Regions from separate parts of the Mus musculus genome. Here all the other regions are linked to region 3. A link is a loop called in an ENCODE intact Hi-C map of the cell type or tissue named here. Cell type or tissue: left cerebral cortex. All regions are shown on one strand.

The links. Hi-C counts contacts between places; a loop is a spot of excess contacts. Peaks named below come from ENCODE experiments on the same cell type or tissue, not always from the same donor. Only the 100,000 strongest peaks of a DNase experiment are listed, where the experiment ranks them.
Region 1: it touches region 3 in a loop (4-fold over the local background); 9 of 42 quality-filtered maps call a loop at or near these places.
Region 2: a loop joins it to region 3, with 2.2 times the contacts of the local background. A loop is called at or near these places in 2 of 42 quality-filtered maps.

The regions. Positions count from the first base shown.
Region 1 is chr19:28,693,109-28,701,108 of GRCm38, reverse strand. D930032P07Rik (RIKEN cDNA D930032P07 gene) reads right to left here. Exons shown (of 5, transcript NR_045330.1): 4 at 6,903-7,104. Among named protein-coding and RNA genes, the nearest start is that of Glis3, 17 kb to the right of the region's middle. In left cerebral cortex, a CTCF peak has its summit at 3,212 (motif pointing left); no DNase peak of the experiment used is centred here.
Region 2 is chr19:27,775,353-27,783,352 of GRCm38, reverse strand. The region is part of intron 15 of Rfx3 (regulatory factor X, 3 (influences HLA class II expression)); the gene reads left to right. Among named protein-coding and RNA genes, the nearest start is that of Gm35697, 110 kb to the right of the region's middle. In left cerebral cortex, a CTCF peak has its summit at 3,180 (motif pointing left); DNase peaks (open chromatin) are centred at 3,167 and 5,465.
Region 3 is chr19:28,755,954-28,763,953 of GRCm38, reverse strand. Gm35922 (a long non-coding RNA gene) reads right to left here and starts at 3,921. Exons shown (of 4, transcript XR_877801.1): 1 at 3,667-3,921. It also overlaps the pseudogene Gm6788. In left cerebral cortex, a CTCF peak has its summit at 4,797 (motif pointing right); a DNase peak (open chromatin) is centred at 4,946.

The sequences.
Region 1 (8,000 bases), 63 kb after region 3:
CCCTAAATAATCCAAGTTGTTGCCAAGACTTAGAGGTTGCTCTCTACAAACTGACAGAGAGGATGCACTGCTGAAGATAACACCCACACAAACAGGTTGAACATGGAGAGGTTGAGTTGGTGCCTACATAGAGCCTTCACCCCTGTGTGCTTGTATCTTTAGTATAGGAAGATGCTCTGCACACAACCAAAGGAGAAATGTAAACACCAGCCTGGCTACAACGGTTTATCTACAATGGTTTCCTGCTGCAAGATATGCTAGAGAAAAGCCTGAAAACCAATCAATATCTGATTTGACTTAAGACCTGTTCCACAAGATGGAATCCATACCTGACACTGGGTGACCAAGAACTAGGAACCTAGGGTAAAACCAAACACTACACTATAAAAAAAATTATAGTAGTAAAGTGACTCCTAATGACTTTATGCTACACTCATAGATCAGAGTCCTTGTTTAGCCATCATCAGAGAAGCGTCCTCCTGCCATATATGAAAACAAATACAGAAACACACAGCCAGACATTATGTAGTTTAATGTCTGAATAGGAGACTTGGAACTCCCAGACCTTAAAGGGAAGTCTCTGGAAAATCCCCCTTCAAGGCTCAGGGGGATCCCTGCAATGAGAAGGCAGAAAGAGCTTAAGAGTCAGAGGGGATGGAGGACACCACGGAAGCAAGGCCCTTTTTAAATCAACATGATTGATGCACACATGAAGACCCAGAGACTGAGGCAGCATGCACAGGCCCACACAGGTCTGCACAGGTCTGCACCACATGAGATCCTCCAACTGAAAGGAGAAATGGACATACTCAGGAGGATCCATAACTCAGAAGTTAACTCCAATTGGTGACCACTTGCAAATGGAAATTTAGTTTCCTCCAAGGGAGTCTCACTGAGGAAACAAATGACTCTTAGAGCAGGCTGCCTGCCCGGCAGTGGATGACAACAGAAAATGAGCTCAATGGCATATTTGGAGTTTTCTTGTCTCACAGTGTTCTGCAAGGGCTGCTCCTTTTTCTCTTCTCCTTCTCCTTCTCCTTCTCCTCTCCGTCTCCGTCTCCGTCTCCTCCTCCGTCTCCTCCTCCTCCTCCTCCTCCTCCTCCTCCTCCTCCTCCTCCTCCTCCTCCTCCTCCTCCTCCTCCTCCTCCTCCTCCTCCTCCCCCCTCCCCTCCCCTCCCCTCCCCTCTTCTCTCCCCTCCCCTCCTCTTATTTTCTTTTTTCTTTCTTTCTATTGAAGATTTTATCTTATTTTTATTTAATTTACATGTATGCATATGTTTTTTTCTCAAATCTACCCTCCAGGTTTTTGTGTATAAATTCATGGTTTCAAGTTAGTGTTTCTTTGGAATTCCTGAGTGTGGAAAGAAGCGATTATTTGTATCTTGTGGTTGTTTCTTTTCTTTTCTTTTCTTTTCTTTTCTTTTCTTTTCTTTTCTTTTCTTTTTCTCCTCCCTGCTCCCTCAATCGCTAACTCTCTTGTGCTTGTTTCTTTTGTCCAATTCCAATGTGGTTTTTTTTTGTTTGTCTTATTATATTTTATTATTATCCTGAAAAAGAAGTGTGCTTCTTTTTCTTTTTTTTTTTTTTTTAAGATTTATTTATTTATTATATGTAAGTACACTGTAGCTGTCTTCAGACATTCCAGAAGAGGGAGTCAGATCTTATTACAGATGGTTGTGAGCCACCATGTGGTTGCTGGGATTTGAACTCTGGACCTTCGAAAGAGCAGTCGGGTGCTCTTACCCACTGAGCCATCTCACCAGCCCCGTGCTTCTTTTTCAATGAGAGACAGAAATGGGGTGGATTCAGATTGTAGGGAGGGTGAAGAGGAGCAAGGAGGAATAGAGAGAGGAGAAAGTATGTAATCAGTACATTTATGTGAGAAAAGTCTATTCAATAAAAGGGAAAGAATGATAAGGAGAAAATAACCTACTTAATGGAGGTTAAAAAAAAAGTGAAAATGTCATTGAATTATTGAACTAAGATATAGTATGAAATCAAATGTAGCCCCAGGGCGGAGGATGTAGCTGAGGTTGGTAGACTACTTAACGTGCACCTCTCGATTTGAGTCTCTGTTCCACATAAACCAGGGATATTGATTTATTTCCATAATTCCAGAATGCAGATGGAGGCCAGGGAGCCAAAAGCTTAGGTAATCATAGGATATACAGAAAATCTGAGGCCAGCCTGGACCATGTTGGGTTATATAAAAATAACATTAAATAAATAAAAAATTGTAATTTAAAGAAAAGGAGACAAGTTGCAGGACCTTAAAGGAGAATATGTGAAGGGGGTTGATAGGTTATTTCTGGGCCAGCAAAATGAGGCAATTCACACCAGAGTAGATCATATTAGAAGAATTGAAGCTAAGGAATCGCCATAGGGAGAGGGAGGGGGGAAGAGATCGAAAGAGCATGTGCACATAGAGAGAAAAGGAGGAGGAGGAGGAGGAGGAGGAGGAAGAGGAGGAGGAGGAGGTTGAGGAGGAGGAGGAGGAGGAAGAGGAGGAGAAGGTTGAGGAGGAGGAGGAGGAGGAAGAGGAGGAGGAGGAGGAAGAGGAGGAGGAGGAAGAGGAGGAGGAGGAGGAGGGGAAGAGGGAGGGAGGGAGGGAGAGAGAGTGCAAAATGTCTGGATTATATAGGGAAGAGACTGGGCTGGAAAGCCCAGTGTTGCTGAGTAGGGTATGCCTGATGGGTCCTGAGGGATGCTGGGAGAACCTGGAGACCAGGTCTGCTTTGGTGTGCAGAATATGCACTTCCGTCCCTGTCCTAGGGTCCAGTGCCAAACAGGGTTGAATTGTCAAGGGTAGCTAGATGAATTTTAATTCACTTGTCATTTAGAAACTAGATGTGAGAAGCCCATCTTCTCTCGTACAGCCAGACACATGTACAGGAATCCATTTTGGTGGGAAGGACACAGCGCGGGAAGTGGTAGTTGGTTTGTCGTATGCCCCAGAAGGGTGTGGCTTGAATCCTTAGAAGAAAACTTCCCACTGTCCTCACTGCAGATGAGGATGTGTTTTCTTCTAAGATGTAAAGGCTAATTAATGCCTGCTCTGGTTTCATCCAAATTTAGTGCGGTGGGGCTCCACAAACAATTTCATGTTCTAGGACAGTAGCCTCACCTTACACCTGAAGTTATGTCCAGCTGCCTAAGGCTGGGTCAAGACTAATGCTGGCGAAAGAGTGTCCTCTGCTGGCCAGCCAAAGCCACATGCTTTTCTACTGGAAACTTCTTTGGTTAGGCTAGAACTGACTATTAAAGGCTGGGGTCTGTGTACCAGGGACAATGTCTGGGGTTGGTGTTTCACTGGGAAATTCAGGAAGACTCGGTAACACAGAGTAAAGTGTTCCTCTTCTAGAATATTCTCTCTTGGGAAAAACTTTTTCCCTTGAGGAAACAAACGATCGAAGTAATATTTGACTGAATGATTGAATCATGAATCCCTCTTGAGAATTTCCAAGATAGTTATGTTGTTAAGGGGTGGCAAGGGCAGGAGGTGAAATGTAAGCATGAATTCTATTTTTAAACAATTTAAATCTGATGAAAAAAATCTTTAACAAAATGGGTCCATCCTACTTAATAAAAATTAAATTTTATTCTCTAGCATCTTAGTAAGGAGAGTGTATCATATATATATGTACACATATGCATACATATGTGTGTATGTATGTGTATATATATACATATATATATATTTATACACACACACACACACACACACACACATATATATATATATTAGCATTGCATTTGATGGAGTTTTGGAATGCTTACTGAGGTGGTGTGAGGAGTCACTGGAATACTGACAGTTAAGGACAAGGACCCTAGACTCTCCTGGCAAATTGTTCCAACATCTGAGCCCAGTCATAGGTGACAGTCACCAGTCATTTGTCCCCAGATGCATTCAAAATTGGCATTAGATAAATGGGCTTTGTTTGTGACACCAGGACAATGGATCTGGGGCACATTTTAGGTATGAGACAGGTTACTTCCTAAATCAACTGAGTCGTGGAATCTCTCTCCCTCCTCTCCCTCTCCTCCTCCCTCCTCTCCTTCTCCTCCTTCTCCCTTGCCCCTCCTCTCCTTCCCCTCCCTCTAGGTGGAGTTGTACATAAAAGATACACACCTGTGTTCTAGAGAATGGAGGAGTGGAAGGATGTGGAGGGAGGAGAAAGATTTTCTTGCTGTGGCCTCTTGGTAAATCTGCCTTGAGGGGCCATTTTTACCCTCAGTAGTCCTTAATCCCTGGAAAATTCCAGCCCTGTGAATCCTGACAAACACATTCTTACTAGGCATAATCCTACCCCGAGAATCCCTTTAGGACTGCCTATAGTGGAGTGAGATGAAGAGAATGTGGTACTGGTGGGGTTTCTAATGGTGACTGCAGAACCTGGTAGTGTAATTACCATAGAACTAGAGAATACACAATATACCCACAGCTTCCTTTTTGTCTTATATCCTGGGTGTAGTTGTTGGGGGGGGGTCCCTCTTTTACCTCTCCCTTCTCTCTTCTTTCCTTCAGTTTCTTCTTTTAAGTAATGGAGTGTAAACAGTATTGGATTGGCAATCCAACGTTATGGCTTGAATTCTGATTCTGCCATTAGCAAGCACATAAATAGCTAACATCTGAGTGCCGACACGTGTTAAGTTCATTCCAACCTTGTCACCAGTGTGACCTTACCTAATTCTCAGGACTTATGGTAGTACTTATTACTACCATCTTATTGATAAGAAAATCTGAGGCCTCCAAAGGTTAAGCCAGTGTCCCAGGTCACGTGAGCTAACAAAGAGAAGAGTTGGCTTAAATTCAGGCAGTCCAATTAACAATTTAACTATTGTGAAATCTCTTATATGACTGTTTACTAATTGTGTTAGTTTACTGTTCCAGGATCTAACCATTCCTATTTATAACTTCATGTTTTTAACAAGTATTGAGCTCCACTTGAGGCTCCTGTGGGGCCTCACAGAACACAGGCTCCGGGTACCCAACAAAATGGCAAGGTGAGAGAGTGGGTGCACAGGGAGATTCCCCAGGAAAGCTGAAGGAGGAAATGGCCTGGGGACTAATGTGGGGTAGGAGGCCAGCTCTGAAAGGGTATTTCAGGGAGAGCTGGAGTTCAAGGTCTTTGGGGACTCTAGTAACTTGACCCTTTGACTTAGGAAAATAGTGACGGGATGAGGACACTGCCAAAGGCAAAGATCAAAGTTCAAGGTTGAAGACCACAGAGGAGAAGGAGAAATGAAGTCGATTCCTGTAGTGGACTGGAGGCAGGGGGACTAGTGAACTGGCCAGGGACATGGCCTGAGTGGGAGAGCTGAGGACATCAAGCTGGCTGACAGGGCAAGGGGGAAGTCTGAGCAAATGGGCTAGGCACCTGAGGCGTCAAGAAGACAGGAAGTCAATGACAAGAGAGCAGAGGTCAGCAGTAGTGAGCATGGTGGCTGAGTGAGCGGACAGTCAAGGAAGGTGGCTATTGTTCCTGTGGTCTGTGAAGGAAGACATGGGGCCAGAGTAATAGATAGTGCAGTTGACGCTTAGAGCAAATGCCGTCAGAAAAACACAACTGTGGCAGCAGCCTCCTAGGTGCCAAGTGATCTACCTGTTCCTCGTTCCCCATCATCCTCTCAAGTCAACAAAGAATACTGTGGCGCAGGCGTGTGGCTTTCACTTTAAAGAGGCAGCACACACGGTGCTGACAGAGAAGAGTGAATAACCAGACAACCCCCTGTTGTGTATCATGGGCAAGCAATTCAAGCGTTCTGCTTTCTGTGTGGCTGCATGTGTAAGATGCAGGTATATGATGTGGAAGATGTATAAGATGCAGGGATAAGATGGGGACAGCATTCCCTTTTTCATAATGTCACTGTGAGGAGGACTGAGCAAAGGTGTAAATGTCTGTCCTGAGCAAGTACATAGGACAAGTTGCTGGTCCTACTGGGTAGTAGGTCTGAGACAGAGACCAGACACGTGTCTGAGGACACACGGCCCAGGTTCAAATTCCCATCAACTAACCACAAGGCCACCTTTACTTGTGTGTTTCATACTGAAGAGAGGATGTGACTAGGAAAAAAGAAGGAAAGAAAAGCCAAGGAAGTTATAGGAGTAACAATTAGGAGAGGACTGGATGTAGAAGAAGAAACTGAGGGAAAGACAGACTGAAGATCTAGTGCTGGTTAGGTTTTTTGTTTGTTTGCTTGCTTGTTTGTTTTGTTTTTGTTAGCTTGACACAAGCCAGGGTCATCAGGAAAGAGGGAATCTCAGTTGAGAAAATACCTCTGTCAGATTGGCCTGTAAGCAAGTCTATAGGGCCATTTTCTTGATTAATGATTGATGTGGGAGGACCCCTGTGGACAAGTACTGCCCTTGGGCAGGTAGTCCTGAGTTATGTAAAATCAACAACAACAACAAAACAAAACGATGAGCATGCCAATGCCAGCAAGCCAGTGAGCAGCACTCCTTCATGGTCTCTGCTTCTGTTTATCTCTCCATGATCCTGACTTGAGTTCTTGCTCTGACTCTCTTCAGTGATGGACCATGATTGCTAAGGATGGTATGCGTATGCGTATGCGTATGCCTATGCCTATGCCTATGTCTATGTCTGTATATGTGTATGTAGGTATGTGTAACTCTAACGAACCCTTTCCTCCTTTTGCTCATGGTGTTTATTGGAGCAACAGAAAACAAACTAAGACAGGAAATTGAAACTCTTTCTTGTTTAAATAAAAGTCATTGTATTTTTTTTAAAAACACAGAACTAATTTCTTGTCACCTTGTTGATTTGAGACCTTAGAAACAAAACCCCAGGACATGAGAGCACCATAGAAGATGTAATGGCTGTTCCTGGTTGTCATCTTGACTATATCTGGAATGAACTACAATCCAGAATTGGAAGACTCACCTGTGATCCAGATCTTGAGACTGAGAGAGAGAAGTTTCTGACCTGGATCTTGGCCTGGAGATCTTGAGGCATAGTGGCTATGAATCCCAGGAGACTAAGGCAAGGAGATCTCTGAGCTCAAGGTCATCTGGGACAAAGCAAGTCCCAGATCCAGGTGTGGTGGTACACACCTTTAATCTGGGCCACACCTTCTGCTGGAGACCTACAAAAGGACATTGGAAGAAGGAAGATTTGTTCACTTGCTTGCCTCGTGGGACTGAGCAACTGCTGGATTTGGGCTTCCATTCGCAGCTGGTCATTGTTGGGGAGTTGACTACAGACTGTAAGTCATCATAACAATTTCCTTATTATATAGAGACTATTTGTAAGTTCTGTGACTCTAGAGAACCCTGACTAATACAGAAGGGGTGTGTGTGTGTGTGCAGGGGGTCTTCATGGAAGGTGGTTGATAAGGCTGATGCAGGAGGTTTCTGTGTTGAGGATCAGAGGGAGAGGTGAGGGTGATGCTCTCTGTACACAAGTGAATCTGGTTGGGAAAGATGGGGTAGTGAATAGAGTCAGTTCAGAAACCTAAGAGCCGGGGTGGACAGTATTTGGAATGGGAAGACATTTTTCTTGTGTAATGAGCCCATTTAGGAATCTGGTGACTTTTATGGCCCACTTCACTGTGGTTTTAATTCCTAAAAGTAGAATCCATAGGACTATAAGCTTTCCTATCCACAGAGCATCCCATGCACCATAAAGATGTTCCTGGCTTGACAGCTGGATGTATATGAAGCCTTCATCCTTAGGTCCTGAACATCGCCTCTTGGTCCCTGACCCCTCTACACCCTGTCTGGATAGAGGACCCCAACAAACACAGAACGTGGAGCAGTACAAAATGCTTAGCTTTAGACAGTGAGTTCAGTCAAAGACTTGCCCTCAGGTATTTTGGACATTGGCTTTCTTATTTCTGAAGGATATTATGGGCTGATCAAGTCCTCATTTGGTTCCAAGAAAATCCTACTAACACCCAACTGTGGGTAATCCTAGCTAACTGACTCATTACAGGAAGTACCTAGTATGAGCCACGTGCTTAGAAGATGGCTGGTATGCTTC
Region 2 (8,000 bases), 980 kb after region 3:
GCTGCTTCCTTCTACAAACTAATATACCTTAGTGGTTTGTACTAATGGTGTGTCTGTATTCCAGCCAGAGGGATTAAAGGTGTGTGCTGTGTCTGCATTCCAGCCAGGTCACACAGACCTTTGGTTGTGATCGCTTGTCAGTGCAGCCGTATTGCTGGATTAAAATTCCTCTACATAAATATTTATTGAGCACTCTGTAACTACATGGCTACACATTCTCAGTGCTACAAAGAGAGGGCTTAGAAGATTAGGAGGTACTTGAAGCAAGGGACAGTTACTCTTGCCTGGGAAGGCCATATGAGGCTTTCTCAAGGAAATAATATTGAGATGAAAAATGAAATACTCCTGTTTGGTTTGGTTTGGTTTGGTTTGGTTTGGTTTGGTTTGGCTTGGCTTGGTTTGGTTTGCCTACATGATAGAAAACAGAGTTTATTTACAGCCAGAATTTATGCAATTTTCACATGTTTATATAAGTATTTTAAGTGTGCCCATAAGCTCTCTGGCAGTGGTGAGGTTTTACTTGTGGGCATGATAGACAAGTTACACCTGTCGCACACCTGTTACACCTGGTAAATGAAAATTTCAAAAACCATAAAGTACTCTGACAGGGCAAATTGAGAAAAAAAAAAACCTTTTAAAAATAGTGTGGCTATTTAGAATCTGTTCAGAAGTCTGTGGTGTGTATGTCTTACATCGTAAATACATAGTTTAGTAACACTCACTGAACATGTACAGGTCAGGTTGCTTCATAAAATGATTCTCCATGATAAGCATTTTATATTGTATATTTAAAATTAATTATATTGTAATTATTCTTATCATGACTATGCCCACGTATTACTAGTTTTAAACCTTCTCAGTAGCCAACATTTGAAAAGGAAAAAACAAAATGGTGACCGAGGCACGGCACCACACACCTAGAGTGTGGGCATTTCAAGCACGAGGCAAAGGATTGTGAGTTTGAGGGTAGCCTGTATTATAGTAATAAAATCCTGATTCAAAATCTAAGAGTAAAAACAAAATGATCCTCTAATTGTTTAGTTCTAAACACAAATATGGAAAATAACCTACCTAATAATACCATCTGGGGAAAATATTTTTCCAGATTCATTGAAGTTAATATATATTCAGGATGAAAAGGAGGGGTTAAAAAATACCTAAAAACCAACGAGAAAGAGTTAAGAATTCATCAGAAAGTCTTTAGAGTAAGTGTGGGTAGAGGGTTCCCTTTCAGAGAAGCCAAGCACAGAGCATGGGAACCTAACATCAGCCAAGGGCAGTCAATGTCAATGAGCAGGACCCTGCGGCAGTGGGTGTACACTGGAGCTCTGCCTGAGGGACAGCCGACTTACTTTAAAGCATGTTGTAAAAGCAGGATTTGTATTACAAGTTGACGTTGAGGTTTGGTTTTTTTTTGTGGGGGGGGCGCTTGGGTTTTTTTTTTTTTTTAAAGATTTATTTCTTTATTATATGTAAGTACACTGTAGCTGTCTTCAGACACTCCAGAAGAGACAGTCAGATCTTGTTACGGATGGTTGTGAGCTACTATGTGGTTGCTGGGATTTGAATTCAGGACCTTTGGAAGAGCAGTTGGTGCTCTTAACCACTGAGCCATCTCTCCAGCCTACAAGTTGAGGTTTTTACAGGGAGTAAAAACTATTTGTATAGCAGTAACTTAAAGATGTATGGAGTACTTGTCAAAAGCTATGCTGTCATTTGTATAGAGCTTACCATAACTTGCTATCATTTTAGTTGAAATCATATCCTGTCACTTTGCTAGGGTTCTGAGTTCACATTTATTATTACCCCAAACCTTGCAAAGGATTCATTGGTGTCAGCTGTCACCACTAAGGTCAGCCAGAGTCAAAGTCACCCATGAGAAATAGCAAGTGCTAACAGCTAACTGGACAAAATGTTTCCATCTCAGTGACCACTGCTGGTAATCCACACTTGGCTTTATCATCGTGAAAATCGCTTGCATATATTTTCCAAATAGGGACTATGTTATTAACCTTGTATCCATACCATACATAATACCCCAAACATGCCACCCAGACACAAATGCATGTGCATCCTCTCTGATAGCCTGTATACCAGATCCCTACTAGGTAACATTGTATCCTTTTGTTCTAGGGCTTCCTTCTTGGGTTTTCATGGATGTCTCTTGGTCATCCTCCTACCCTGTCTTTCCATTTTTCTAAGATATTTAGAATGTGCAAACTAAATGCAGTATTAACTTAAGAAATTTGCAATTAGAAACTGAATTAGAAAACAACAAATTATACCTTTCAGCTCCTTCCTGCCCTGCTCTACCACACACACTCCAGTCCTAAATGATGTTTTTTTTTTTTTTCCAGAACCTGTAGTTTGATTTCAGCTCTGTTTGCTTTTCTGTATTAGTTCAGACGACCTAGAAGTAAACAATGAGTCTGCCACCCTGGAGGACTTGTGAAGAAGCCTTCTTGTGTCCCTCCATCCACTCGATTCCTAGGGTTGGCAGTTTGAAACCCTTCCAGTGTTTCCTACCTTTCTCCAGCTTCTTTCTCTTCTTTTCTCTTTGCATATGAGAAAATTGCCTGCTTATTACAGCACAAGAGAAAGACTTGATTTTGATTGTATTATGAGTCCAAACCCTCCCCTCAGGATCCCTGCCCTCAGCCCACTTCCTGTGTTTCTTCTCCTTTCCTGCTGGCTCGTACCTACAACCTCTCTGTCCCCTCCTCTATGGGAGTAGAGAGTATCCAACAATAAGTACTGAAAAATAGTCATTCAGGGTTAAACAAAGTGATGAGAGGACAGTCTGCCAACTTACAGAACTGCTCATTGGTTCTCATGGGTCATATATAAGATGTATTTACTCAATAAAGTTCCCAGGTCAAGTGGGCCTTCTTCTAGAATATTTCAGAGACCCTCTCCAAGGTGTTAGGTTCTTGTTTAAATGTTTAAGCCTGAATTGCTCAAGTGAGGAAAAAAGCAAAACTAGAAATTCAAGATTGCTTAAAACACTTGAACAACTGAAATAGTCACTAAGGACCTGAGTGACTCCTCAGCACATAGTCCTCTTCAGCAGTGCCTGTCACTGGATCCTTTAGAGATTTTGACTGGTGGCTTCTTGGACACACCCACAAGGCAAAGACATAGCCACAGATTATGCATCACAGCGCCACCTACTGACGTGTGTACCATACTCCATGATCCTGAGCCTACCTACCCCAAGTGACCCTAAGGAGTGTCTATTGTATTGTATGTAGTCCTTTGTTGTTATGAAGGCGATGGTAAACTCCATTGTTCAAAGTGGGAAAGGTCTTTGTGTCGTTTATTTCTTCTGTTTTGTGACAGGAACTTGCTTTGTAATTCATGTTAGCCTGCAGTTCATTGCAATCCTCCTGCCTCAGCCCTCTCAGTGCTGATATTACAGGTGTGTGTCTGATTTAAAGTAGGAAAGTTATTTTCTTAAGGAAACTACATTATGTCATTGTTTTACTAAAATACAGCAATAAAAGTGTCAGGAAAGATGTTCTCAACAAGAATATGGGCCATGACTGAAAATAGTGTAAGCTCTATAAATCTAACTCATATTTATCTTGAAGAGAACATGTTTCCAACACCCTCAATCTCGTTGTCTCTGCAGGTAATCACTGCTGGTGTAGTAGTTTGAATAAAAATGGTCCCCTTAGGCTCTTAGGGAGAGGCATTATTTGAGTGGATTAGGATATGTGGCTTTGTTGGAGTGGATGTGGTCTTGGGGTGGGTGTGGCCTTGTTGGAGGAAGTGTGTCACTGAGGCGTTGAGGTTTCAGAAGCTCAAACCAGGCCCAGTGTCACTCTCTCTTCCTCTCAGCTGTGAATCCAAATGTAGAACTCTCAGCTTCTTGTCCAGCACCTTGTCTGCCTACAAGCCACCATATTTCCTGGCGTGATGATAATGGACTAAACTTCTGAACTGTAAGCCAACCCCAATTAAATGTTTTCCTTTATGAGAGTTGCCATGGTTGTGGTCTCTCTTCACAGCAATAAAGCCCTAACCTCAGACAGCTGGTTATAATCAATCTACACTCCTTCTCTCCTGTAATAAATTAAGGCTGTTCTTTGCTATTAGATATTATGTATGAGCTCAGTGGGAACTAATCAGTTCAAGAGCAGGCTTGCTTTCTCTTCTGTACATAGTTTTTTATTTGCATAAAGCGTGTTCTTCCAGCCTCAACCTAACATTTGCAGGACCAGGGGCATCATATGTCTAAGTATTTCAGACATTTTGAACCAACTGTAAGTAAAATCTGCTCCATCCATCTACTTTTAACAGATTAGCTTGATAACTAAGGACATATGGCTTATATTTAACGTCCCATCTCTTCCAATGTCCATGCCAGGAAATAGAGACACAGATGCAGCCAGCCTCTGCCCTTACATACCTGTCTTCCATTTCACTCTTCCCATCTTATCATGTGTGAACCCCTCAGGCTAACGTTCAGGATTTTTCTGCACCTCGCAAATGAGTTAGCTACACACTTCACCCCCATGTCTGAAGAGGTTTGCATAGACCTGAGAAGGAACTCAGGGCCATGGGGCAGGGAATTCTGAGATTCCAGAAAACAGCAGTATTGTAGAAAGGTAGACTGTAGGAGGGAACCAAGCTCCAAAGGGCACCCTCCACCTGAGTCCTGGGGGAAATACCACAGGGAAAGGCAAAGCAGTACTCTCAAGTGGGCTCCCTGCTGTGGCTTTGGCCTGGTGACAATGGTCAATATTCCTACATTTGAAACTGTTTCCTTTCCAAAGCAGCTGTGGCCTGAATTGCCTTGCACTCCACTAAGCACATGCTCTCTAGTGACTGGTTTTTAGAGATTTGAAACATTGTGAAGATATGTGTGCTACTATATCCCCAGGGGAGAAAGAGCATGAATGGTTAGAGTTGTATGTTAAGTATGCTGCAGCGTGTGGGGATATATAGGCAGATTGCCACCGCCCCAGGCCAGCCTCAAAGAGCATTAGCAATGAAAACTGCCATGGTATGGAGGAAAGTGACATAAATCTTTGTCTTTTTGTCAGTTTCAGTGACAACTCTGAGAGAATATATAGAAAGGCACATGTATAGGAGAAACCATCCAAAGAACCCAGTACTGTTCCAATAAACATGAGTATTTCCTGCAGAATAAAGTGGGAAATTACTGTAAGTCTGCAACTCCCCTGTCTCAGTTGAGAAACCCTGTACCAATGCTAACTGCAAAACGGTTCTCATTTGGTAGATATTTAAGAAAAATAATGCTCAGAACACCTTAAAATTCAAAGTTTAAAGCCTATTTCTCCTCAATCAAAATCATCTGAGATAGTTGCCACTGCCTGACCTTAGCCTTAGTTAACAAAACATAAAGCACTGCCGAGCTGCCCGTGACTTACAAACTCTAGAGTGTTCAAAATTCAAGCCAGTAACAGAGTGTTAAAATTAAGACTATGACTGGCTCCGCAAGTTCTAAATCTGCTCGTGAACAGTTTCCCTACGTCTGTGTGGGAAGCTTTAAAGGGCCATATTTCTTCCCTCACTTCTCAGAGTGGAAGAAGAAGCAATTGGCCAAACTCACCTGAGCCACCCACCGTTTCTAGTTGTTCTGCCTTCTCTGAAAACACTGCATGTGTGTGCCGTGTCCATGTGCAGGCCCGGCCTTCTCAGGGTGTTTGTGTCCATCGTAAAATTATTAATCAATGTAAAACCATTAGTTCCAGCCCCAGTCCTGCATAGAGTGTACAGGTCAGCAACTTCAAGCCAAAGCCTAGCAGGCTAGGTCGGATTCCTACAGCCTCTTCAACTGAGAGGTATTCATCTTGAAATCATCCTCTAAAGATTACAGAACAAAATGTTAGGGTTCTACCCACAGTGTTGGGAAACTGAGTGTGAAGACAATCTGGTTTTGTCTCTGTTCTATGCCATTTGATAAATGTACATATTTAATTGCGATGATAACCCTGTCTAATTCAGAGAAGTCAGGCTCTTGATGAGTGTAACTGGCTTATAATGGCAGAATTGTGATTTAAATACAGCCACGATGGTCTATAGCTTGTGTTTCCTTGTCCTGCTCCACTTACCACTTAAATTTAAACTGCATAGTTAAAACGTTACATTTATTCTTGCTTGAGTCTTAGTTCTGTCATCATCAAAATAAACCTAAAGACTATTTCTAGAACTATTGTGAGGGTTAAGTTAGGGGAACTGAAGGTGAAGTCATACAATAAGAGCAGGATACAGCCTTGTCCTCCAGGCTCTTTCCCAAGTCCCAAGCCACATCACCATTGCAGCAACAAAGAAAGACCTTGGGAAGTTCACTTGTGTTAGCACCATGCTGTGATGTTGTGAGGTCTACAGTGTTAGAGCTCCCCAGAGGCCCAGTTGCTAGCAGTATGGTGTAGACAGAGTAGATAGAGAAGCAGACTGACACATAGTAAGTACTTGATCTTAGTTCCATTCTATTCCCTTTGCATAAGTTCATAAATATTGAAATTCTGTGCATTGCTCAAGATTGTATTAGATTGCCTTTTATTAAGATTTAGATTTTTTAATTGATTGTGTACTTATTATCTCAAGCAATAATTTGTATAATTAGACCATCACTTTTTGGGTCAACAAGAGTGAACTCGGGCACTAAAATAAACAGAAAAAATAACAACACATAATGCAAGCATTAATAATATTGTATTGTGACAGGAAAATAGCCCACGGTTTTTGAATACTGAATCAAATAATCCATAGAATTACAAAGAATCTAGCAGCATTCTTTGGTATATAGCCAAAGTGATAATCAGAGACAAATTAATTCAGTGATTTGAAAAACACAACCAACAAAATAGAATGGAGAAATAAGACAATTAGAAAGAAAATGCCAGAGTTGGGGAAGGGCATTGATATAATTAAGTCTAGATAGTCATAGCCAGGCTTGAATTCAAAGTTAACTAAGAGGAATGATTGAAATGCTTTCTAAGTGCATATAAAATGGCAGCAGTAAGGGGAGAGAGTCTGTATGGACTTTATGTAAACTAAATGCCATTGGACTGCACATCTGTGATCTTAGCACTCTGGAATGTGGAGGCAGGGAATAGGATGTTCTAGGCCAACCTCAGATAAACAGAGAGTTCAGGGCTAAGCTGGGCTACATGAGCTCCTTTCTCAAGATGAACAAAAGGACAAGTGAGCAAATAGAAACCATGTTAAGAGAAACGTGTAGTTCTACGAGTGCATTGGTGCATGCCTTTAATCCTAGAAGTCAGGAGGCAGAGGCAGGTGGACTCTGAGTAAGAGGCCAGCCTACTCTAAATAGTAAGTTCCAGGACAGCCAGGCCTATATAGAGAGAAGACCCTGTCTCAACCACCAAACCCAGACACTATTGCACATGCCAGCAAGATTTTGCCGACAGGACCCTGATATAGCTGACTCTTGTGAGGCTATGCCAGTGCCTGGCAAATACAGAAGTGGATGCTCAAAGTCAGCTATTGGATGGAACACAGGGCCCCCAATGAAGGAGCTAGAGAATGTGCCCAAGGAGCTGAAAGGGTCTGCAACCCTATAGGTGGAACAACAATATGAACTAACCAGTACCCCCACCACCACCTCCCAGAGCTTGTGTCTCTACTTGCATATGTAGCTGAGGATGGCCTAATTGGCCATCATTGGGAGGAGAGGCCCTTGGTCTTGCAAAGATTATATGCCCCAATACAGGGGAATACCAGGGCCAGGAAGTGGGAGTGAGTGGGTTGGAAAGCAGGGTGGGGGGAGGGTATAAGGGACTTTTGGGATAGCATTTGAATTGTAAATGAAGAAAATATTAATAAAAATTTGTTAAAAAATAAAATAAAAACAAAACTAAATTAGATCCAGAGTAACAACAACAAAATGAGAGAGAAAGAGAGAGAGAGAGAATGAATGAGAATTAATTAATTTTATAATTAATGTGCATTTTGGTGCCTATTAGAACTTAAGGATCTTGGTCAGCAGTAACTAGCAAAATACATAC
Region 3 (8,000 bases):
ACAAAGACTTTTAAAAAGTAATCAAGATCTGTAGTCTCCCCTCCCCTAGCCTGAAACCTGCTTGCTCCGGGTGGAGCTTCCTGCTCATTCGTTCTGCCACGCCCACTGCTGGAACCTGCGGAGCCACACACGTGCACCTTTCTACTGGACCAGAGATTATTCGGCGGGAATCGGGTCCCCTCCCCTTTCCTTCATAACTAGTGTCGCAACAATAAAATTTGAGCCTTGATCAGAGTAACTGTCTTGGCTACATTCTTTTCTCTCGCCACCTAGCCCCTCTTCTCTTCCAGGTTTCCAAAATGCCTTTCCAGGCTAGAACCCAGGTTGTGGTCTGCTGGCCGGACACAACAAAGATCCTAAATTTTTCTTTTATAAAAGTTTCTGTATCTTATAAATCAATAAAATGGGGGAAAAAGATGCGCCACGGCTTCGGTAGCGACCGGCTGTCCTCTGCTGCTTGAGCGGCGCCCGCACCTTCCCTAGGAGCTCGCAGCAGCCGGCTGGCCTCTGCTCTACGGTAACCATGTGCGACCGGAAGGCAGTGATCAAAAATGCAGACATGTCGGAAGAGATGCAACAGAACTCGGTGGAGTGCGCTACCCAGGCGTTGGAGAAGTACAACATCGAGAACGATATTGTGGCCCATATCAAGAAGGGGTTTGACAAGAAGTACAACTCTACCTGGCACTGCATTGTGGGCCGAAACTTTGGTAGTTATGTGACACACGAAACCAAACTCTTCATCTACTTCTACCTGGGTCAGGTGGCCATTCTTCTGTTCAAATCTGGTTAAAAGCATGGACTGTGCCAAACACCCAGTGATCCATCCAAAAACAAGGACTGCATCCAAATTCCAAATACCAGAGACTGAATCTTCAGCCTTGCTAAGGGAACACCTCGTTTGAATCTGTTGTGTTGTGTACAGGGCCTCATTCTCTGTACAAGTCTGTGGTTATAAAATTAGTAAAACAGCTTACATTTGTATTTATTTTCTAGTCCATACTTCTGTACCCCCATTTTTTCTCCCTTAGGTCATTCCTTTAAAAATAAATCTGTTGGAGATATAAAAAAATAAAAATAAAAATAAAATGGAAAAATCTAAGCAAGCACAATTTTGGGCCACTGTCAACATTTAGAGGTATGTACAGTCAGTAATTCACCTTTGTAATCTCCCCTCTTTGAGACAAAAATGAGAGTCTCTTATGTTATTTTGGGGGTACTGTCTCTTGTATTCAGGGGACTTCCAACTAATTAATGTTTCTCATGTACTTGTGCACTCATCTTGAGCCTCCCTGGAACAGAACCACAAAGATGTCCCCTCTCACCTTCTCTAGTGCCCTAGAAGTTTCTCTTGAAGTCTTCATCAAGTGCCAAGGGTTCGGTGCTTGGGTGCTTAAAGAAGTGTACATGGGCAGGGTGCTGTGGCTCATGCCTCCAATCTCAACACTCAAGAGTTGGAGGCAGAAAGATCTATGAGTTAGAGACCAGCCTGGTCTGCAAAGCAGGTTCTAGGACAGCCAGGGCTGTTATAAAGAGAAGCACTGTCTCAAAAAAAAAAAAAAAAAGTAAACACGGAAGATGATAAAATGATTGAACAAAGTCTATGATAATAATTTTATTTAAAAATTAATTAAAAATGATATGCTATGTTTATTATAAGAAACAATCAAATATACGTCTGTTAAATATTAAGTGTGATGCGTTTTCTAGCTTAGACACCTGACCATGTCCAGCTCCTGTTTCTTCTGTCCCTTCTCACCAGCCAGATGAGTTTGAGGTTCATCAACATTCATGTAACAGAGACTAGAATCAAACTCAAATTCCTGAAAATCTTGCAGGTTGGAATAGTAACTCAAATGAACCGAGTCTAGGGAGAGTCAACCGAGAGATAAAAGTCCTTCTGGAGAGCTGAAAATCTAGCAAGAAGCATGAAGACGCACATAACACAAGAGCATCCGTGAGACCTCTGGGGCAGTGCTGAGACTGGCAGAGAAATCGTGGAAGACCAGGATGCTGCAGAGGTCTGTGTGAATGATGCTCTTCACTCAGTGCAGACAGCCATGTGGAAAAAGTGGCCCTGAGCCAATACAAAGCCCTGAGAAGTACAAAGCCCAGAGAAGCATGAGCTCCGAACTGATACCAACGCCCCGAGAAGTACGAGCTCCGAGCTGATACCAACTCCCCGAGAAGTACAAGCTCCGAGCTGATACCAGAGCCCCGAGAAGTGAGAGCTTTAGGGGAAGACAGTGTGCTGCTGGCTTTTATTTGGCTTCAGGTCTCCGAATCTTTTATCTTTTCACTGTCTCTCCGTTCATGAATTGCTCTTTAATTATTCGCTCTTTTGCCTTGAACATTGGGCTTTGTGTGTGTTAGATGAAGCTTATTCAGTTGTGGTTCATGGCTGTAACTCATCCAGAGCCATTGGAACCTTGATTTGGTCACTGGGACTCCTAAGCCAACTCTCCCTTCCATGTGTGCATTTGATCAGCATGCTGTTATATTACAGCTCCAGGGACAGGTAAGAAATGGAGGATTTAGAAGGGGAACTGCTTGCCCAAACCATTCCAGCTAGGATGTACCCAAGCTGGGTCTTTTGATCCTCACGCAAATGTTCCTTCTGTGGTTGAATACTTCCTGGGGATAACTTTGAATTTATGGGTAGCTATAGTAGAACCCACATACCAGAGACCTGTGTCTTGAGTTGATATTATTGTTTGCATTTTCAGATGAGACTCTTTGGAAGGGTAAAGATTTTTGTTTCAAGTAAAAGAACAAAGCAAGTGCTATGTATGAGTTGTTACAGAGAATAATCAGGTGAGAAAGAAATCTGCCCTTTTTGATATTCTTTTTTTAAAGATTTATCTATCTATCTATCTATCTATCTATTGATCTATCTGTTTGTTTGTTTGTTTGTTTGTTTTATGTGTGTGAGCATACTCTTGTTGTCTTTAGACCCGCCAGAAGAGGGTATTAGATTCCATTACAGATGGTTGTGAGCCACCATGTGGTTGCTGGGAATTGAGCTCAGGACTTCTGGAAGAACAGCCAGTGCTCTTAACCTCCGAGCCATCTCTTCAGTCTCCTTTTTAATATTCTTAAAACACTCAGAGGCTACAGTTTTCGATAACTTAAGATGATGGCTGAGCTAGGATTATTAAAAGAAGAGGGCTCCAAGTTCTAATGAGCAACAGTGCTAGCTAGAAGCTACAGAGCAATGTATGAAACTCCGGCGGTTAAACTGATCTCCCTAAAGGGTGTGCTATGAGAAAGCATGGAAACCTTGCGTGGGATCCTGGATGGAATTTTAAGTCCCACTCTCTGCATTTAAACTTAGAGAGGTTGACAGAATTTTCAGTGCGTCCTCTGGAACAAGATTGGTTCTGTTACATTAAAGTTTGGGCTGCATCACCAAGATGTTGACTACTCTGAAAGGTGTTTGAAGAAGTTTATTAACGTGAAACAAAATGACTACCTTGCCTCAAGTATTTGCCAGCAAATTTGAGGGCAACCAGCTACACTTCAAATGGAATAATCAAAGTTTAGACCTAGAGTGGGTCCCTTTGGAATCCATACTAACTTAGGCTAACTCTTTCTATTTTTGGCATAGAGTCTGGCTCCATAGACATTGAATAATAAAAATAAAATACCAATAGCACAATTACTTACAGTCCTCCTGTTTCAGCTTCCCTAACTGCTGCGATTACAGGGATGCGCCACCATGCCAGCTCCCATTTCCTTCTTTGTTGATGATGAAGAACCAAGGTCCCAAGACCAGTGCAGCTTGATGAAAGTCACTGTGTGGCTTGGGCCAGTGTTCTTGCTTGGCTTAAGAACAGCGTTGTCAGGAACTCCTTCCCAAAGCTCTTTCTGTTCCCCACCTTGTGATGTGCTGTTGCCCTTTGGCTCAGAAAATCCACTAATAAGGACTACTCAGGCTGGTTTATTTTATTTGGAGACATTAAGAACATTTTTTTTAAAATCCCCTTTTAGGTTATAAAAAGAAAACCTCCAGCTAAAACCTGACATAAATGATTTTTCGATGACTCTCTCTGAGAGCAGCCATGCCACGAGATGCTTCTGATGGCTCGGGTAAGCAAGAGCAGATGGTTCGTAAGTTGAGCTAACTAAGAGGAACAGTCATACAGTAAAAGCCTGTGGACTTTCGAAATTGCACTTGGTTGTAATTTCTAAATTTCTGTGGACTTTGCTTTTCTGACTATAAATTGAAGGTGATATTATTTTCCTTCATTGTTTCGAATAAAAAAAATATAATAATAGCACCCAGCCTAATACATACTTACAGAGAACACACCTATGTTTACATAGAATAAAGACCACTCTTTTTCCTTTCTAGGCCTTTCTTCTTTTTATTTATGCTAGTTTTGGAGATCAGGGAAGGCTTTGATGATTAAGTTAAATCTTAAAGGATGCGTAACTGATCATGGTGCAGGTAAAGAAAAAAATATCACAATTATTTCAAAGGGAGGCAGCAACCAACTGCACAAAGACTGCAGAGGGAACATTCAGGAATCATGGAGTGACCGCAGGAGTAGACTTCACCAGGGGCTCAGCAAGCCTCGGGGATGATTGGGGGGGGGGTTAATTTTAAGGGCAATGGAGAAATCACTAGAGAACTTTCTGAATTTGAGTTTGCCGTTTTGTTTCCAGCATTCCGGGTCTGTGACTAGTAGCTCACGGACAAACTGTGGATAGAGATTACTACCAAAACAGGCAGAGTGTCATTTGTTCCGGGACTGGGGGGCAAAGGCAAGAGAATAGCCACTCCTGGTGGTCCACCACTAGAGGGAGCTGGTGGCCTTCCGTGGTTTATAGTTCCTTGGATGACAAGGTGGCATTGGCATTTGACTCAACAATTTGGCCATTTTCCAGGGACAGGGCCATTATGGCAGTTGGTGGCTAGTAACTTCGGCCCCTGCACTCTCTGCCCAACCATATGTCCAGACACTACTGAGAGTCCTGGGCCCGGAGCCTCTAGCCAGCTTAGAACAAAGGCAGCCTGAAAAGGCTTCTTGCTGTTAGCATGGAGACCTCGCGAGCATTCATCCTTTGAACAGCTCCCTTACAGGAGAACGTTTGTGTGCTTCCAGAATGTGAAGGAAGGTTCATGGTTTTTAAAATTCATGAATTGCGTGGAATGGAACGTTCTTTCTCCAAGTCTGAGGAAGAAACAGAGAGGCTGTGTCCTCATGACGCCCAAGCTCCGGGTCATCTCTGGGAAAAAAAAAAAATGTCCAGTCAAACCGTTTATTGGAAATGGTATAAATACCCCACCGCCCCGCCCCCACCACACACGTCGTCTCAAAAAGAGGTTGGGGGTTTTATGTTTTTGTTTTTGTTTTTTTTTCAAAACTAATTAGTTAATTATTTATGTTTAGCTTTTGAACTCAAGGCTTTGGATTCACTCAGCCTCAGGCAACTAGCTCAGAAAATTTAGCATTTCTCTTTCAAATTACTCTAAAACAATTTTTAAGCCTTGGTGAGGCCTATATACTAAAGTGAGAATATGGCTAGGGGGTTTTTCAAGCTCCTCTCCGTGTTTAGCTCTCTGGCTTCCCTGGTCCTTTTTCTTCCTGTCTTCTGAGCACCCAATGCCCTTGTGCTCAGGTTAGACCTATGAACACATCCCTCCAACCGCTCCTTCCCAACACTCTTAAAAGAAACCCCAGAATCTGAGTCAGAAACAAAGACAGTTAGCTGTATTTGGTTTTATGGACTCTTAACGTGTGAGCGTAGGCACACCTACTACAGTCTCTAGCTCCTTGACTCTTTGGTGTAGAAGCAAGGGACCTCATAACTGTGTAGAAGCAAGGTATCATCGCTGTGGCCTCACTAAAATGAATTAGGTGGTATTCCTTCTGTTTCCATTTTGTGGAATAGTTTGAGAAGTATTGGTATTAGGTCTTCTTTGGAGGTCTGATAGCATTCTGCACTAAAACCATCTGGTCCTGGGCTTTTTTTGGTTGGGAGACTTTTAATGACTGCTTCTATTTCCTTAGGGGTTATGGGACTGTTTAGATAGTTTACCCGATCCTGATTTAACTTTAGTATTTGGCATCTGTCTAGAAAATCATCCATTTCACCTAGATTTTCCAGTTTTGTTGAATATAGGCTTTTGTAGTAGAATATGACAGTTTTGGTTTTTTTTTTTTTTTTTTTTTTTTTTTTTTTTTTTTTAGATTTCGTCAGTTTCTGTTGTTAAGTCTCCCTTTTTGTTTCTGATTTTGTTAATTTGGATGCTGTTTCTGTGCCCTTTAGTTAGTTTGACTACGGGTTTATCTATATTGTTGATTTTTCTCAAAGAACCAGCTCTTAGTTTTGATGATTCTTTATATAGCTCTCTTTGTTTCTAATTGGTTTATTTCAACCCTGAGTTTGATTATTTCCTGCTATCTACTTTACTACGCTTGGGTGTGTTAGCTTCTTTTTCTTATAGAGCTTTCAGATATGCTGTTAAATTGCTCCACGATGTTCATAGCAGCCATATTTATAATAGCCAGAAGCTGGAATCAACCCAGATGTCTCTCAATGGAAGAATGGATACAGAAAATGTAGTAAATTTATACAATGGAATACTAGTCAGCTATTAAGAACAATGACTTCATGAATTTTGCTGGCAAATGGATGGAACTAGACAATATCATCCTGAGTGAGGTAACCAAGACTCAAAAGGGCATACATGGTGTGTCCTCACTGATAAGTGGATATTAGCCCAAAAGCTCAGAAGACCCATGATATAACTCACAGACCATAAGAAGCTTAACAAAAAGGAAGGCCGAAGTGTGGATGCTTCAATACCACTTAGACGGGGGAACTAGCTACTCACAGGAAGCAGAAGGAGGGAAAAACCTGGGTGAGGGAGGGGAAGGAGAGGGAGAAAAGGCAGGGCAGGACCAGGTATGGGAAGAGACAGAAGACCAGAGGGCCAGGAGAATGAATAGAAATAAGTAGCAATGGGGAGGGGGCAGGGGGAGCCACTTGAAAATCCCAGATGCCAGGAATACCAGCGGCTCCCAGGACCCAACAAGGATGACATTAGCTACAATACATAACAGTGGAAAAGATAGAACCTGTAGAGACCACATACAGTAGAAAGGCATGGCCAACAGAGGAGGGAGGGGGCTACTCACCCATCTCAAAATTTATAACCCAGAATTTGTTCCTGTCTAAAGGAAACATAGAAATATAAAAATGGAGCAGAGATTGAAAGAAAAGCCATCCAGAGACTGCCCCACCTGACTAAGACAGCTGCAGATACTCACAGCCAACCATTGGACTGAGGGCGGGGACCTCAATGGAAGAGGTAGGGGAAGGACTGAAGTAGGTGAAGGGGTTTGCAACCCCATAGGAAGAAAAACAATATCAACTAACAGGACCCCTCAGAGCTCTCAGGGACTAAGCCACCAGCCAGAGAGTATACATGGAGGGTTCCATGGCTCCAGCTACATGTGTTGAAGAGGATGGCCTTATCTGACTTCAATGAGAGGGGAGGTGCTTGGTCCTGTAGAGGCTTGTTGCCCCAGCAAAGGGGGATGCTGGAGGGGTGAGGCAGGAGTGGCTGGGTGGATGGAGAGGACCCTCTTAGAGGCAAATGGGAGGGGAGATAGAGAGAAGGGTTTGCAGAGGGAGACCAAGAAAGGGGACCCCTCTGCAAACCCTCTGCAAGTTGAAATGTAAATAAATAAAATAATTAATAAAAAATGTTTCTACCCCAGTGTCTTTCATTCCTTTACTCTCGTCCACCAGTATGTAGGATGTCTGTAGGGACCATAACTGCTAGGAGAGATGGCAGGATAAGACACTAAGTACTGAATCCCCTAAGGCAGCCATTCTCAACTTCCTTGAGGCTACGACCCTTTAATACAGTTCCTCACGTTGTGGTGACCACCACCAATAACATTACTTTTGTTGCTACTGTTATGAACCATACTGTAAATCTCTGGGCTTTCCCACGGTCTTGGTCTTAGGAGGCTCTGTAGAAG